Regions from separate parts of the Mus musculus genome. Here region 1 is linked to region 2. The links are chromatin loops, found by intact Hi-C in ENCODE. Cell type or tissue: gastrocnemius. All regions are shown on one strand.

Region 1 (4,000 bases), 110 kb after region 2:
GTCACTTGGACTCTGTGGGAGAAACCATTGCATCCTGGAAGCTCAGTGTGTTTATTATAATGAGGGAACAGATAGGCAGAGTTATTGCATCCAACTGAATGAACAAGGAGGCAGGGTTTATTGTGTACAGCTGGGCCAAAAAGAAAGCTTTAATCCATCCAGTAGAAGCTGGTTCTGTAAGGGGAGCAGCCTTTAGGCTGTAAATATCAGGGCAGGGAGAATGCTTGGGTGGACATTTTCTGCACTTATCAGCATCCACACATGGACCAGAGGATAGCTTAGAGATCCTTCTGAGCCTCGCTCTGGGGGAGGGGTGGGGGAGGGGTGGGGGAGGGGTGGGGGAGGGGAGGCTTTGCCATTTTCTCATAGGCCTGAGGTTAGTGTCCTTGCCATGACAGTGCCCATGTCAATAGCCCATACCCACTCAGGCACTCACACGCATGGCTTCCTCCACCCTCCACAGGAGCCTGAGTATGAAGAGGAGGGGATGAGAGGAAGGACTCAAACCAGAGAAGCCAAGGACGCAGAGGGGAGAGGTGGCTGTAGGTAACTGTATTCACAACTCGAAACTGATCATCAGCCGAGCTCTACCAGAGAGAAGTCTGGGAACAGAGACCCCAAACAGCCCGTGAGGGCAGGGGTGGGAGTCCCCAGTGGCTGCATGCAGGAGGGGGATCTGTGGAGTTCTGCATGGCTGCTGATCCAGGGCACCAGTGCCATGGAGCCCACCCTGGAAAGGAAAAAGTCCGTGGAGACCTGGGAGGAATGCATTGTCATCAGCAGACCGATGTGCCACGCTCGTTACTGAATCATTGGGGTGACTCCAAGTTTTAAAATACAATTTCTAGGTGCATGCCATCTTCTACGTGGGGAGCAGCAGGTGCTACAACTGGAGAGTCTCCTACACCATCTCCTCTGACTACCCCATTTTGGATGTACTCAGGGATCTTCTTTCCAGGGCAAACCAGTCAGAGTACCCTCCCCCCCACTTAGACTACACTCGTAAGCCTCCATGTTGTTCTCTACCCTCAGCCCAGCCAGTCTGCTGCAGGATGGGACTCTATGCAACCTGTGCACTGTTCTCACCTCATCCGGCCACCTGAGATGTCCCCCTTGGAACAGCCCCAGGGATGCCTCTTGGTGCCTCTGCTATGTTCCTGGGCCTTCTGGCTTCACCTTCTGCTGAGGGCTCTCGCTTGAGAGAGCCCCTGGACTGCTTCAGCTGTGCTCACACCTTGGTTCACCGGTGTCTGCATTGATGGCTCGGGAGAGTTCTTGCCTCACCCGTTTCCAAATCACAGCAAAAAGGTTGAAAAGGAGGAGGCATGGAGGAGGAAGAGAAGGGGGAAGAAGAAGAGGAGGAAGGGGAGGAGGAGGGATGGAGGAGGAAGAGGGAGGAGAAAGAGGGGGGAGGAGGGATAGAGGAGGAAGGGGAGGGGGAGGAGGAGGAGGAAGCAGAGGCAGAGGAGGTAGCAGCTGTGCTGTGGGATAATGAAAAAGATGATTTCAAAACAGCTGGGTGATAATCACACCTCTGCTGCCATCCCAAGAGCCCCCATAGCCCATTTCCTCATGTGGAAATGGGGCTGGCTCCTGCACATCTGGAAGTGATTGAGAATCCAGTGACTACATCTCTGACTGCAGGTGCTTTTCCCGTGCTGGTGCTGGGACCAAAGGTTGCGCTCAGGCATCCGCTCTATTTCTGTGCTCTGTATCTCTGAGTATACAGTTACTGCTTAATCAATGCTGATGACCACGAGGCAAGGCTGTGGCCTGGCAAGGGCAGGCCAGCAGATTCTGCTGAGCCACACAAAGGCTGCACCAATGCAAAGGTGGAAGACCACAGAGAAGAGCAGAGGAGCAGCGTCCCCTGAGGACACTCACAGGGGAGTGGAGACTAGGAAGGGACCAGCAGAACCTACAAACAGCGCCATAGCCTTCTGCCAGCCACAGATGTAGCTGGACGGCGTGCTTGACCTGAAATGCCCAGCAGACAGCCTGGATCAGAAATTGGGCTGTAACCCAAGCCAATGCACGTACGGAGCCAGAGCTGTCGGCCAGCTCCCTGAGCCTGGTGGGGTTCTGTGGTGGGGCCTGCACATGTACAGGAGACAGGGCACGGTTGAGGAGCAGGCAGACGCCCGCATGCCCCAGCCTATCCTGGTATGTGAAGATGAAGACCTGGAAAGTGGTTCTGAGCATCTGCCCCCCACCCCCACCCCCGCACCCCGCTTCCACAACCCAGTCAGGATGATCTGAGAGGGCAGCCTTAAGGCTTACAGCATTCACCCCAGACCTGGCAACTTCCTTCCCAGCCCCAGGGTGGGATCAGTTGCATGGTCCCTGCCCAAGAAGAGTGACCACCATCTCTTCTAAATTGGCTAAGGCAGACTCAGGCTGGAGCCCAGATCCTCATGCCAAGTTGGCATTTGGCCCGAGCTACAAAACCCAAGCTCACTGCTGGCAGGAGGGCAGGGCTGAAGCATTCTGGGCACAGATGGGCCAGGAGAGCTTCTGCCCTTCACACCACCCCTGCCATCCACCCAAGGCCCCGTGGAGAGTATCCGATACTCGGGAGGGTCTCTGCTTTCTATCAGATGCTTGAGGCTCGAGCAAAGTGATCCTGAAACAATGTCAGATCTGAGGACAGCCCCTCCCGCTCTCCCAGTGAATCTTGCCAAGCCTGATCACAACACAGCAGACATCGAGAGGGAAAGGTCAGGCGGCCGGACCTCCTGAAGCTGGGAGCAGGTGGCCTCTGGAGCCAGAGGGCCAAGTGGCTCAGCTCACAGGAACAGGTAGGTAGCAGTGACTCTGAGGATCGTAGGTCCTGGCTGCTGGCCCTGAGCAGACAAGTGTGGTCCCCCACTGTTGTGGCTGGGACACTTCAGGTCAGTGCCTTGGCCTATATCCTCGCAGGCCTGATTTGTGTGTCAGTGCAAACGGAGACAGCTATTTTCCATTAGACGCCGTGATTGGGTTTCTCTTATCCAGCTTTGTCCACTCTTCTGTCACATCAAGGACCCACATTTCCTACAGTGGTCACCCCATGCTCTGGTTTGAATCTCAAAGGCCCACGTGTTAAAGGTTTGGTCCCCAGTGTGGCACTTTGGGGAGGCTATGATACTTTCAGGAAGAGGGGAGCCCACCGAAGGCTCTTGGCCCTTACATGGGACCACCACTTAGGAAACCAACATTTACAAACCCCCTACTGTGTGCCAGTAAGCGCCATGTTATCACTTCCTCCACACATTGTCCCTCTAGGTAAGCTCTGCTAACATTAGCCCCATTTCACAGATAAGGAAATCTGAGTCTCTCATGACTGAGCAGAGGTGGCTAGGAATCCCTTGTCTGCCTAGCTCTCCCTACATGCTCTCTCCTGTGCAGACACAGTCCTGACCTCCTAGGAAGTAGTGGTCCCAGAGCCCACCACCTATGAGAATGGATGTCTGTTTCCAGTGGGAATATCAGAGGCCTGGGACCAGGCCAAAGTGGGGGCTCAGCAGCTTGAGCCCACTGTGCCCAGTGAGAATACCTCATGTACAGACTCTTTAGGGACCCCCCTCACTTTCATGACCCTGGAGGAACCAAGCCAAGACTCTTCCAGTTCGTTTTCTGTCACCGTAACAGCACATCTGAGATTTAACTTAGAAATGGCTCATTTGGACCAGTTATAAAGGTCTCAATCCACAGCAGTGGGGCCCACTGTTTTGGGCCTTGAGTGAGATCACATGCTATAGAGAAAATGGATCTGGAGCAGACTGTTTTCTTTATACCAGGAAGCTGAGCAGGAGGGGGTGGGAGGGGCTGCGGTTCCACAACCCCATCCAAGACACGCCCCCATGCATCTAAGAACCTCTGGTGGGCTCCCATCTTCCTGAAGGTATCACAGACTCCCCAAAGTGCTACACTGAGGACCAAACCTTTTTAACATGTGGGCCTTTGAGATTCAAACCAGAGCATGGGGTGACCACTGTAGGAAATGAAGGTCTTTGAGGTG
Region 2 (4,000 bases):
CTAGCAAACTTCACCTTCACTATAAAGCTGGAAAAAAAAAAAAAAAACAATCAGCATTTGAAACAACCCAACATTTAAAAAACTTTATTTCCAATTACATTTACCAAAACCAAAATAAAAACTAAAACAAAAAGCCCTTTGTTATTTACCTGTTGTGAAAACATAAAAACTATATAGAGAATTAAATTATTCTCAAGGCATAATTCAACATGCTGACATTACAATCATTTTTAAGCCTCAGAAAGCTATCCCTTTCTCTGATCACTAGCTCTTCAATTTAAAATCTTATAGGATGAGTTAAGTGCAATTTTACCTTCATGAAAGACTATGATCTTATGTGTAGCAACAGTATGAACTGAAGGAAATGGGTAAGTACAGTTGAATTTAGAGATCACCATTCTTCACAAACACTGTTTTAATACATGAATATCTCAGGAAACCTTCTTACAACAAGAATTATTAATATATAGTCTGTAAGCAAGCAAATAGCCTGTTTAAGCTTTTCAAAGTGTTTTCACGATTTTAACATTATCCTCTCAACTTTTGTAACAAGAATTAAAGTAAAAGTAATTCCAACTCAATTAATGGACAACAAATACTAATTGTATTGTCTTATACAACATACAGATATGTCTCAGTAAACATTCCATTTGTATAATATTACATTTACTATAATTTAAATCATCTTTAAGGGAACATGTCTCCCTAAAAGTTGCCGTTTACAAGACAAAATAGAGATCTCCAAAAATACACAAAAACAAAACTAAAGTGTATATACAAATGTCATAAAAGCATTGTTACTTCATCCTCATTTCCTAAATTCACAGGAAAAGAAATGTCATTTTAGTGTGTTTTAAAACACACACACACACACACACTACTTTGTTTACCTTTTCCTCAGACTGTCCAAGTACTGCCAAGGTAACATAGATTTTAAAACTGACAACTAGACTACTTAGCAGTTGCCAAAACAACGCAGCTGGATTCTTAAAGGGAAAGTACTCTTGTGTAATATACACCTAATTACTGCTTTACAGAACCTCACTGTCATACAGTAATGGATGTTTCAAGAAAGACATAAGAGAAACACGATGCGCTGCGCTACAAACTTGAAAACTGTTATACAATATTAGTTTTAAAATAGTTGTCAACACATCGCAGCAGGTCTTTCTAATTTCAATTTCTGGAATCCCAATTTCACAGTAAACATACAGGTTAGCGCGACGGTGTAGTCAGTCTACACTCCGTTGCCTTCTGGATCATGATGACAGGGGCTTCAGAGCTCAGGGACCTATTTAAGGTCCGAGTGAGCAAGAATTTGATAGTTACACTTTTCCAGGGGGAGGGGGGAAATGCTAATTCAGAAAACGCTCACCTTTCCCAAACTTGTCTGCAATATCACTGATCTTTAATCCTCAACCGCCCAAAAACAGATGACATCGAACCCAAAGGCAAAGTTTCCATCTCACCCTGAGACCTAAGGCGGGATCTACCCGATTGCAAGGAGCGGGTCCCTTCTGCAGCCCCGACTCCCAAGACCTTTTCCCCGCACCCGCAGGTGCTCGAACCCGGCCACCGCCCGGGCCAGGTCCAGACACACAACCTAACGCCGATATCCCCACGGGAGAGTTCGACCCCCTACCTCCCGCCCCAGTGAACCAACCTTCCCCCCGAAGCAGAAGTGGGGGAACTTTAAGTGCGACCACAGGGCCGGACGCCCCCCGCACTGGCGGTTTACGGAGCGGGGAGACCCCGAGATCCGCGACGCTGGAGGAATGGACCGAGTGGCTCCGCGGCCCCCTGGGAACTCCGTCAACTTTCAGGGAGGAGCGGGGCGGCGCGGCTGGGGGCCCCAGAGGTGGCGCGCACAGGGAGGCGGCTCGCGACAGTCCCCCCCGCGGGCCCCCGCCGCCGCGCCCGCAGCCCCCCGGGCTCGCCCCAGGGCACCCCGCCCCCACCGCACGGGGCCGCGCCCCTCCGCTCTCCCGAGGGCCCGGCCGCCCCACGCCCAGCCTCGCCCCGGCGCCCGGAGCCGCGCGGGCACCCCTCCTCGGCCTCGCAGCCCCTCCGTGGTAGTGCCCCCCACTCCCAGCGCGGCCCGACCCCCTTCCCAGCCGCCGCCACATCCCCGCCGCCCGCGGCCCCTCACCGAGTCTCCGCTACTGCCGGCGGGCGCGCACACGCCGCAGCCCCGGCCCGGCCCGCCACAGCACTCCGCGCCGCCCGGAGCCGCCTCCTTCAGCCCGGGACTCGCCGGGACATCCGCGCACGGATCCCCACACCGGGGCTATTTTTAGGAGTCAGGCCTCGGCCAGGCCGGAACTCGTTCTTCGCGGCGCGCGTGCGCACTGCGAGGACGTCTTGGTGTCCCTCCGCGGGCCTCGCCTCTCCCTTCCTCTCGGCTTCCTCTCTTTCTTCTCTCCCGGGCTCTCCTTTTAGGGTATATTTCTGCTCTCGGTGGGTCCTGAAGGGTTTGTCATGGACAAGACGAGGGACTAGTCAGAGAGAGCCGCGCCTTCTCAACAGCTAGCGCTGTGGCACAAGGACAAGAGGGGCGGACTATGTTTTTCCGGGTGGGTGAGGCGACAGATCACCCGGCACAGGAAGGAGATGACGGCTGCTTGGCGCCGGGGCTGCAGCCTGGAGCGCGCTTCCCTCTTTGAAGGACCGTGTTCTCCTGGAAGGGATACTGGTCACTTGATGAGGGCCTGGGCGTGGCGGGCCGGTGGCGTCGCGCCCCCGCCGCCTCCTGGTCCAGCCCGGGCCCACGGCTCCGGTGACGCGGCGCGTGACTAGTCCCCGCGCTTGGTCCGTGACCACAGCCGAGAGGCCCGACCCGGCGGGACGGCCCAGACGCCCTGTGCGGTGCTCGGGACCGAGGCCAGCTCCCCGCCCTCGTGTGCGCCGGGCCTGCCCAAACCTCGGCTCGCCACGCCCTCACTGTGGTCGGGGCCACACCTGTGTCCAGGCCTGGACAGCTGCTGGGTCACCCCCGCCGGGCCAGCAGTTGGATGCTGTCCCTGGCCACCCAATCCCAGCAGGGGCTTGGAAAGCAGAAACACCTTGAGAATGAGGCAACCTGCCTATTTGGGCTACTAATACTAGCTAGTATGGATTAGTGGTAAACTGTATCTCACTTAGTACTCACATCGCAGTGAAGTTCACCTCATTTTCTGTTCCCATTCGGCAGATAAGAAAGGAAAACTGAGAACCACTCTGACCACGCAGGGTCACACAGCGTCAGAGAAGGGCCATAAGGATCTGAATTCCTAACTACTCGACGAACTGATTTTTCTGAGGGGAAAAGATGTCTTTGAGACAGCACTTGTATTTTGTTAACTTACTGATTTTGTCCAGAGAAGGCTTATGGGGGTGACTCTCTGCTGGTCCTCACCCCCAAAAGTTGCTACCGCTGTAGAGGTAATAAGAATGTGATGGCTGGTATCCGAACCCAGAGCTGCCCATGCAATGGGCACAAACCCTCATTCGAAAATGAGAGGCTCAATTCTGTGGTTAGGGCTTTAAAACAAGTCTTTGGGGGTGGGTGAGCAGATGTGCGGAGGAACTGGGAAGTTACAAAGGAAGCTGGAGGCTCTCTGGCTTCCTCCCTCAAGGACAACAAGGCAATGTGCTGGAGAGAGGCTGACACAAAGGCAGTACAGAGATACGAGATTACCAGACACTGGAAAATAAGCCCAGGGCTTCTACTCAGGGCCTCGCTTCAGTGTTCAGGGGAGTTTGGTGGAGGGGGGTGGCAGGGAGCTGTTATCTTCCCCTCTAGCCTGTCAGGCCCTTTGAGAGGAAAAGGCCTGTGCCCAGGCTGCAGGGAGGATTTTAAAACACACTAATTCTGGTGTAAAGCAGCAAGGTATGAGGAAAGGCACGAGTGTTATCCCACCAGAAGCCGCAGCAGCTGTATTCAACTGTTCTACTCCAAGAGAATGGCTGTTCTGGTGATTTCCACTAAAACTAAAGGTAAAGGAGAGTGAAGACTAGGCCC

The links. A loop is a pair of places that touch in the nucleus more often than their neighbours do. Peaks named below come from ENCODE experiments on the same cell type or tissue, not always from the same donor. Only the 100,000 strongest peaks of a DNase experiment are listed, where the experiment ranks them.
Region 1: it touches region 2 in a loop (2.6-fold over the local background); 3 of 42 quality-filtered maps call a loop at or near these places.

The regions. Positions count from the first base shown.
Region 1 is chr7:67,485,534-67,489,533 of GRCm38, forward strand. No RefSeq gene overlaps it. Among named protein-coding and RNA genes, the nearest start is that of Gm34079, 33 kb to the right of the region's middle. In gastrocnemius, a CTCF peak has its summit at 1,860; DNase peaks (open chromatin) are centred at 601, 1,103, 2,044, 2,436 and 1 more place; H3K4me3 peaks cover 1,434 bases; H3K27ac peaks cover 2,430 bases.
Region 2 is chr7:67,370,564-67,374,563 of GRCm38, forward strand. It overlaps Mef2a (myocyte enhancer factor 2A), which reads right to left and starts at 2,295. Exons shown (of 11, transcript NM_001291195.1): 1 at 2,150-2,295. In gastrocnemius, no CTCF peak of the experiment used is centred here; DNase peaks (open chromatin) are centred at 1,863, 2,319 and 2,628; H3K4me3 peaks cover 3,295 bases; H3K27ac peaks cover 3,777 bases.